Regions from separate parts of the Homo sapiens genome. Here regions 2 and 3 are each linked to region 1. Evidence: chromatin contacts called from ENCODE Hi-C data. All regions are on one chromosome and are shown on one strand. Each heading gives the region's core, a stretch centred on a gene start or an enhancer-like site at or near the end of the contact. The rest is flanking DNA. Distances are from core to core; before and after follow the strand shown. Region 1 holds the start of STAT4-AS1 (STAT4 antisense RNA 1). Region 2 holds the start of PGAP1 (post-GPI attachment to proteins inositol deacylase 1). Region 3 holds the start of CCDC150 (coiled-coil domain containing 150).

Evidence for each region. Hi-C counts contacts between places; a loop is a spot of excess contacts on that map. Pooled maps may share reads with other maps.
Region 2: a map of B cell shows a loop between it and region 1 (17-fold over the local background). The contact joins the promoter of PGAP1 here to the promoter of STAT4-AS1 in region 1. A Hi-C loop is called at or near these places in 1 of 168 maps with a recorded cell type or tissue (B cell), 1 of 37 single-sample maps with no recorded cell type and 6 of 50 pooled maps.
Region 3: a map of sigmoid colon shows a loop between it and region 1 (13-fold over the local background). The contact joins the promoter of CCDC150 here to the promoter of STAT4-AS1 in region 1. A Hi-C loop is called at or near these places in 1 of 168 maps with a recorded cell type or tissue (sigmoid colon) and 8 of 50 pooled maps.

What each region holds. Positions count from the first base shown.
Region 1 is chr2:191,020,120-191,022,892 of GRCh38, reverse strand. STAT4-AS1 (STAT4 antisense RNA 1) reads right to left here and starts at 1,367. Exons shown (of 3, transcript NR_136318.1): 1 at 1,338-1,367. It overlaps LOC124900514 (a long non-coding RNA gene), which reads right to left and starts at 2,350. Exons shown (of 2, transcript XR_007087796.1): 1 at 1,549-2,350. RefSeq lists enhancers at 1,477-2,094, 2,238-2,687.
Region 2 is chr2:196,925,326-196,928,098 of GRCh38, reverse strand. It overlaps PGAP1 (post-GPI attachment to proteins inositol deacylase 1), which reads left to right and starts at 1,392. Exons shown (of 27, transcript NM_024989.4): 1 at 1,392-1,629. The coding sequence starts at 1,483. RefSeq lists a silencer at 1,194-1,443.
Region 3 is chr2:196,638,360-196,641,132 of GRCh38, reverse strand. CCDC150 (coiled-coil domain containing 150) reads right to left here and starts at 1,418. Exons shown (of 28, transcript NM_001080539.2): 1 at 1,355-1,418. The coding sequence starts at 1,366. LOC105373823 (a long non-coding RNA gene) reads left to right here and starts at 1,448. Exons shown (of 2, transcript XR_923747.3): 1 at 1,448-1,737; 2 at 2,566-2,705. RefSeq lists enhancers at 557-1,094, 1,095-1,632, 1,617-1,666, 1,687-1,906.

The DNA of each region.
Region 1 (2,773 bases), core at 118-2,617:
GCTCACTCTAACTTCCCTTTGATGCTAGGTATTATCTCATGCATGCCTAACATCCTAGACATCTACCTACTCATAGATGAACCAAGTGTTCCTGAAATTTCCCCTAAACTCTCCATTACACTCAAGGGCATTACTACTTCTGCCCCTAGTAAAAGTCCTCCACAAAGAATGGCATGAACCCGGGAGGCAGAGCTTGCAGTGAGCCGAGATGGCACCACTGCACTACAGTCTGGGCGACAGAGCAAGACTCCGACTCAAAAAAAAAAAAAGTCCTCCACAACACTCTTATGTCAGGCTTGACAGTCATCTTCTTAGACATCTCACAGACTGATAGACTGCCGCAAACGGAAAGAACTCTGCCGTCCAGAGAGGGCAGAGAGAGGGGAGAGGTTGGAAGGGGTGTGAAGGAGTAGAGCTCTCATTAAAAGTCCTTTAGGGAAGTTTTTTGCGCTATGCATGCTCATTATTCTCTTCCCCCCTCAATTGTGGCTCGATAGGTCTTAGAGCCAGTGCTGAGATCTGAATGGCTGAATTAACCTGTGATTCCTGATCTCAGTGTTGGTCAGTGACGTTCATTTATTCATTCAAAAAATATTTTTGAAATATTTGAAAATGCCTGTATCAGGCATTGCTTTGCTTAACCAGGGTTTCTGAACCACAAGACACAGAAAGTGATTTGCTTGACGATTTTCTCAGTTCTCCCAGGGATGGCATACAGTGACATTCTAGATATACAGGAGAGCAGGGAATTCATTACACACATAGATACCCTGGGGGATTAGACTGAATTGTCTCATGGAATACTGGATGGAAAAGGCTGTTAACACAGAACAAACTCCCTCCTGTTGTGAACTTACACGCTGGCGAGGAGAGATGAAAACAGACAAATAATAAACAGGGATAGGTTTAACAAGTGTTATGAGGATTGCAAGTGTGATACAGTCACTGGAAGAAGCAATCAATGAGGGTGTCTTTGAGGAGATGATGACTGAACTGAGACCTAGAGAATGGGAAGGAGGCAGTCCATGAACACAGTCAGGAAAACAGCATCCCAAAAGACCAGTGTATGTATGCATAGGGCTCAGGCAGGTAAAAACTTGGGGTATCTGAGGAACAGAAAGAGGCTAAGGGGATTGAGGGGAGCCTAGTGAAGTATGGGGTGAGATAAGATGAGTAAGAGGGGTAGGTGAGCCCAAATTGGCGGGCCCTGGATTCTTATTGCAAATTGAAGCCAGCAGAGGCTTTTAAACAGGTGAGTGGTGTTATAAAATTTGTTTCTTCATTTAAGTGAACATCGAACAAGGTTGCTATACAAGAAATGCCCCCAAATTCCCCACCTAGGTCTGGCTTCCACAGGGCAGGCACTCAGAAGGGCTCCACGCTTGGCTTCATGCTCTCCTGTTGCCTTCTTGAAATTCTTCATTAATTTTGAGTAAGGGACCCCACATTTTCATTTTGCAACGGGCCCTCCCTGCAAATTACATAGCTGGTCCTGTGTTGTTCTAACAGGGGAAAATAAACGTCTATTTGCATAGTAGGACTCTGTACCTTAGGGTCTTGTTTGTGTGCAGCCATTTTGGGGCTGGTCGTCACTCTCACAAGAGGCTGGAGGTTGGGGCCCAATGAGGTAGGTAGGCCCTTTCACACACTGGAGGTTCTAGGTGGGTGCCGAGTTCACCCTAAGAAGGTAGAGCCCCTTAAGAGTAGGCGAGCAGAGCCCAAAGAAACTCAGTCTCGTGCCTCCTAGAACCATTGAGTAAGTCACAGACATTACACAAAACTCTTGTTTCCTCAGCCAGCCGAACTTTCGAAATCATTGTCCAGTGACTAAGCATTCTCCATTATACTTCTCCCACGTTCCTTCTGGTATAATCACCACAACTGAGAAGGCATGGGGGCGAGAAGACCCCAGAAGAAAGAGGCAAGCCCCTTGCAGACCGAGCCTGAGGACGCCTATAGAAACTGCCAGACCCCAACCTCTGGTTCAAGGGCAGCTACCCAGGCTGGCTGAGGGTCACAGCTTACCAGACAGGACAAGATCTGAGTCAGTGCAAGTGCAAACTGTGTAGATAGCGAAGTGAAGCGGGTAAAAGAGACCTTTTCAGGACAAGGAAAGAAACGGTGGAAGTGCAAGGGTAAGGTTTCCAGCACCTTAGGTGCAGAAATCAGGACACGTTTCCCTCCCTCCCTCTAAGGTGAAACGGCAGCCACCCGCGCCTCCGCCTTCCGTCGTGTGCAGAGCTAACACTCGCGCGTGCGGGCCGCGTGGACCGGCCTCTCTGGGACCCCGTCCCGCAAGCCGATCTGCAGCCCCAGGGCGAGCGTGCGAGCAGTGCGCCCGCCGCCAGGGAGAAACCGTTGGGAGGAAGCGGGCTGCGGGAAAGCCCCGCTGCGCCTGCGTGCTGCGCCTGCGTACTGCTCCCGCAGGCTCTAACTTTCGCTTTTCGGTTTCCTCTCAATCCCAGTCCTTCTCGCTCCCGGGCAGTTTCCCCGAAAGCACGTGGGGCGGCTCTTCCGAGCACTCGCGTCCCTCCCGCCGCGCGCGCCGGGCCAGCTGTTTCCGAAGCGGTTCAAACTGCACCGCGCAAAGCCAGGGGCGTGGGCGGGCCCGGGCTGCTCTACCTGCGCTCGGAAAGCTAGGGCTCCAAAGCGTTCCTGAGCGGTTTTTGACCGCGAATGTGATAGTGCTCATGGTAAACACTGAAAATAAATTACATAGACATATCTTACTACCCAGACACATTAACATTTTAGAGTATTTTTCCTTCTCCCT
Region 2 (2,773 bases), core at 143-2,642, 5.9 Mb before region 1:
TGTTTCTGTGCAGGGTAAAGACTATCTTGATTTTCAGGATCACTCCACTTCTTCTTCATAGTTTCGTAATCTGAACATCAGGGTGTTGTACAAGATAAACTATAAGCTTCCTTTTGGTTTTAAAATTCTTTGATTTTATGTATTGTAGCCAAACTTCCTCTGCACAGAAAATATACCAGAAAATCAGCCCAAGTTCAATGAAATTCATTTAGTGCCAAAGACCATTCTAAGAATCCTGTGGTTACTACACACACACGCACACACACACCGTCTACTGTTGAGTCAGCTTTAAAGAGTGATGTCTTTTTCCTAACATTCTAGTGTTTTGAAGCTGCTACAAGTGATTGATTTCGAGCTTTTTTTAAAAACTCCTCCTTTGTACAAAACAGAACCGAAATTCTTCAAAACGAATTAAGTCATTTGCGAGTTTGAATGGAAGCTGGACGAAATTGCCTCCTCCAGTTAACGTGGAACCCATTCCCCAAGAGATGGAGGTTCTGGAGAGCAAGGCGAGTCAGCGTCAAACTGATTACGCAGATACCTGTTGGGGACGTCAGTGCTAATAGATATTTTGGTAACATATTTTAAGGACTAACGATGCTTTTTGTGATTCAGGCTTTCATCTGATACCAAGAGCAGAATCTCGTCGGCTTGCGGGTGTTTTTTTTTTTTTTTTTTTTTTTTTTTTTAATGAGCCGGTGCTTTTAAGCGCTGTTACCTACTGGGCCCAAGTAGGCGGTAGAAGAGGGAAAATAAAGCCATTTGTTCCCTCTTCAAGCTAACTGCTCCAGAGAGCTGTGAGTGTGCTCTACTACCGTTGGGAAAACCGAAATTGCGGAGGCCTGAGTCTTTTCAAAATTGAACGGGAAGCGTTTTTAAACTGCCGCAGGGAGAGGCGTTTGCGAGGTGACAGCTGATGACCCCTGGGCTTTTAAGTCCTCCTCCCCTCTCTCGGTCCGCTCTCGGTCCTTAATCGCCTCTGGACTCTGGGCTCTAGTCCCCTCCCCAGATTCACCCATCTGACACCCGCCTCCTGCCCAATCCCCCGGCTCGTCTCCAGGGCTCCCGCGCTCCGCCCATCCCCCTCTGGATGCTTCCTCTCTCTCTCTTCTTTCCCTCCCGCCAGCCACTCCTCGCGTCTTTCTCTCCCCACTTCCCTTCTTTCCCCTCACCCTCCAGCCCAGCCCACCCTGCTTTCTCCCTCTTTCTCTTTCCCGTAGATCCGCGCTCGCGCTGCAACACCTACTCCTCCCTCGGCTCTGGGAGTCGCCAGGCCAGAGGCGCCGCGGACCTGGTGCGCGCAGGCGCACTGCGCGGCTGGCGAACGGGCAGGCCGGGCATCAGCGCAGGCGCGCGCGGCTGGGGCTCGGCTCCGGGGGTGGCGGTCGGACAGTGTCTAGCACGCTCAGTCCGGGCTTGGGGCCCCGCGGCGGAGAAGGAGGTAGAGGGGGCGGCGGCGGCGGCGGCGGTGGTGGCGGCACCATGTTTCTTCACTCAGTTAATCTCTGGAACCTGGCGTTTTATGTCTTCATGGTCTTTCTGGCAACCCTGGGGCTGTGGGATGTCTTCTTCGGCTTCGAGGAGAATAAGTGCAGTATGAGCTACATGTTTGAGTACCCGGAGTATCAGGTAAGGTTCTGCCCTCTCCTCAGCCGGGCGCTCCAAGACTCTGGCCCCTGGTGCCTTTTTCCTTCTGTGGGTTCGTCCTGCCTTGGCTCTCTGCGCCTCTCGGGCCCCCTGTCCCGTCCTCGCCTCTGTTTTCTCCGCCCGGGGAGACTCTGCATCCCCCTTCTGCCCCCCTCACCTCCCCTTTGTGTCCCTTCTTCACGGTGGGGTGTTTGTTAGACGATTTCCCGAGAGCATCCTCGTGGTCGTCCTCGTAGTTACTCCGCTGTCCCTCCGCCTCCTCCCCAGCCCCAAATCCTGGGCACAAGCTCTTCTGACTGGCCGGGCCCAGCCCCCCTCATGCCCAGAGAGGCAGCCTCAACCCTTCTCCCTAAACCGAAGCTCCATCCCTCTCGCGTTCTTGCCTTAACCCGTGCCCCAGGACCTTCCTTTGCTTCCCACGCGCCTAAATTCCCCTCGCGCCCGGTGATCTGCTCGTCAGATTTCGCATTTCTAGAAAGGGACCGAGCGTCTGCAGAGTGTATATTGGCTAGATAGTTCCCAAGGCTGTTTTTAGAGACTCCAGGGTTTTGCCTATGGGTAAACTGGCGAGTCATTGAATTGGAAACTAGATCCCCTCTTGGAAAGATGTTGCAGATCCTCTTATTTTGCAGGTTAAGGGGCCGTGCGTGTGTGGGCTTGCCTGTGTGTGTGCATACCTGTGTTTATGCATGTCTCTCAGCAGCCGAGCCTCTTAATAGTTGCATACAAAATCTATTTCATGGTGCTATTTTTGTTTTCTCGCTGGGTTCGGAGTTTAAGAGAGAGCCAACCCTTCTCTCTCCACCCCTACCGCTTCCATGCCATTTTGAATGTTTTCAATCAATGGCTTCGTTAGTTCGGCATAGTAGGATCTAGAATTTCATTCATGACTAGCTGTAAAAAGAGGCGCAGACAAATTACACAACTGTCCTAAGAGAATTTTTCCGAATGATTCTTTTATTTCTAAGTGCATCTCTTAATTATGGACTACCTATTGTAATAATTCCCTACCATAAAATGTATATGCACTATAACATATATTGATAAAATACATTTTTAGTATACTCTTAAAATCACAGCAGTTTTTTTTTTAGGGTGAAGGATGCAAGTCCTGATTGCTTCTTTG
Region 3 (2,773 bases), core at 169-2,668, 5.6 Mb before region 1:
AAATTAGCCGGGCGTGGTGGCGTGCTCCTGTAGTTTCAGCTACTCGGATGGCTGAGGCAGGAGAATGGTGTGAACCCAGGAGGCGGAGCTTGCAGTGAGCTGAGACTGCTGCACTCCAGCCTGGGCGACAGAGCGAGACTCCGTTTCAAAAAAACAAAAAACAGAATACACAGAGCCTTGAAGGCCATTGTAGAAGTCTGGCTTTTGCTGTCAGTGATTCTCAGAGTCACTGGAGGTCTATAGCTGAGGAATGCTATCCAACTTTCCTTTTAACTGGATCATTTTGACTCCCTCCCACTCCAAATGGTGGAAGAACAAAAGCAGAAGTAGAGATGCTGCTGGCCAGAACCAAGGTGACAGCAGCGGTATTCCTACTGTAAGAAGTGGTTAGTGGTTAGATATACTTGAAAGATAGCTTTTGCTGATGCATTAGATATGAGATATGAGGGAAAGGAAGAAGCCAAGATTACTACAGGGTTTTTGGCCTGGATGGTGCTATCACTGAGACAATGCAAACTTATTAAGGAAGAATCCGTTTTGTGGAAAAGATAAAGAGTAGTTTTTAAAATGTCAAATTTAAAACATGAAAGATACCAAATACATTATTGAATTTGTGGATCTGAAGTTTGGGGGTGAGGTGTGGACTGGAGACTAATTTCTGAAGAGCTCAAGAAAACCATAAGGCGGGATAACAGAGAACACAAAGGATTAAAGGACCTAGTCCTGAGCACGCCAAGATTAACAAATTAGAAGCATGTGTTGGGGGGCATTTAAGACGGACTAATACGAACTTCTCTAAAGTGGGGTTAAAAATAGACATTTTTCTATCTTTAGAGCCTAATACAGTGCCTGGGAAATTATAGGTGGTAAATAAACAGGAGAATACTTCGACAGGAATTTAACGAATGTCTATTCCGTTCTAGCAAGAGCGCCAGGTACTGCGGAAACCGTAAAGAACAAGTGCAAATTCCTGACACCTATATTCTGGTAAGCAAGCCAGGGAGGATTAACTGGTGGCAAAAATCAAACATTAACGCCGAAATAGCCTTCCCAGGAACCTATTAAACTCCAACTTAACACATAAATAAAGGTGGTATTGGGCTTATCTGGAGGCTTCGGTGGCTATCTCCCATCCCTCAGCTGGAGCCAGGCCAATGCAAACTTCGCTCCTAAATGGCTTTCACCGGCAGCCAACGCCAAAGCGCCTTAAATCAGGGCCCTGAGGTCCAGGGAGTGAGACTGGACTCCGTCAGGACAGGGAGAGGGCGCCAGGGAGTGGTGACTGTCCTTATCTGAGCCGAAGCCTCGCGAGCCTCCGACCACCCCTCACCAGCCCGGGGCCCGGCAGCCTCACCTTACAGTCCATCTGTCCGCCTGAGGCTCCGTACTGCAGCAGGCGAGCGGGTTTCCGTGGAACTAACACAGCATTTTAAACCAACCCGCTCCCCGGCGCAGTAGCTCCGGTACGCAGGCGCACCCGTGGCAGGGCATGTCGGGAACTGTAGTTTTCCCGGCCCAGGAGGGCCCTCAGCCCTGGGCGGGACCCAGGCCGGCATCCGGCGGCGCTCAGGGAATGCGTAGCGCCGTGAACCGAATGGCGGCAGGCTCCACTGTGCTCGCGAGCGGGGCACGCCGGGATATGTAGTTTCCGGCGCCTGCCCTCCGGGGGGTCCTGTGCTGCCCACTTCACAGTGACTTGTCTCCGCCTGGTGAACTCGCGGTGTTCTGCTAATCTTGGTAAATACATACCCTACAGCAGAGTAACGAGCATAAAAATTGGTTAAAAATTCAGAGCTTAAACATTCTTCTCGTTAAAGGAAAAATCAAGTCCCTCTTCGTCCTCGTCCATGATGGCCACATGGAGAGTAAAACACAGAAATCTGTTTTCAGGTCTTTCGTCTCTTCAGCATAAATTATTTCTTGCCCTGTCTACAAGTTAATAGGTATTTGTAAATCTGAGTGTAAGTAGCTATGAAACGGAAAAGAGCATTGAGCTGTCCCTGGTTTTTTTGGTGGTTTGCTTTTTTGAGATAGGGTCTTCCTCTGTCGCCAAGGGTGGATTACGGTGGTGCGATCTCGACTCACTGCAGCCTCGACCTCCCGAGCTCAAGCGATCCTCCCATCTCAGCCTCCCCAGTATCTGGGACCACAGGCGCGCGCCACCACGTCTGGCTAATTTTTGTATTTTTTCGTGGAGGCGGGGTCATCACCATATTGCTCAGGCTGGTCTCTTTGGGCTCGAGCCATCCGCCCACCTCGGCCTCCCAAAGTCCTGGGATTACAGGCGTGCATCACCACACCAGCGTTTCTGAGTTGTTTTGCTTTAAGAATATGTATTCTCACTTAAGGGAAAGCCTTCTATAGTGCAAAGACGCGGCTTTGCGTTTTGGTAGCTGGACAGAACACCTGTTATCCCTGCCAGGGCAATTAAAATGCATTTCTCTCTTCTCCCTGAGAGTGCAGCCAAGAATCACTTCAGCCCTCTCATATAAGCAATCAGATCCGAGATGAGAGCTCATTTACTTAGCCTGACAATTGATCTTGCTATTCTAATTCTTTTCATAGCGGAGCCTCAATGTGAGATGCAGAGACTGCCCATCAAACCACAGCCATATTCATCAAGCTTTGAGCCGATCCGGTGAAGAGAAATGAGCACTGCATACATTATTCAGAGAAAGGGACCAAATAAAGCTTTTAATAGGAAATGAAAATGTATTTTAAAGCGTCAGTGCAAACAGCCAATTATTTTCATTATGTATGTTTTATCTTGCAA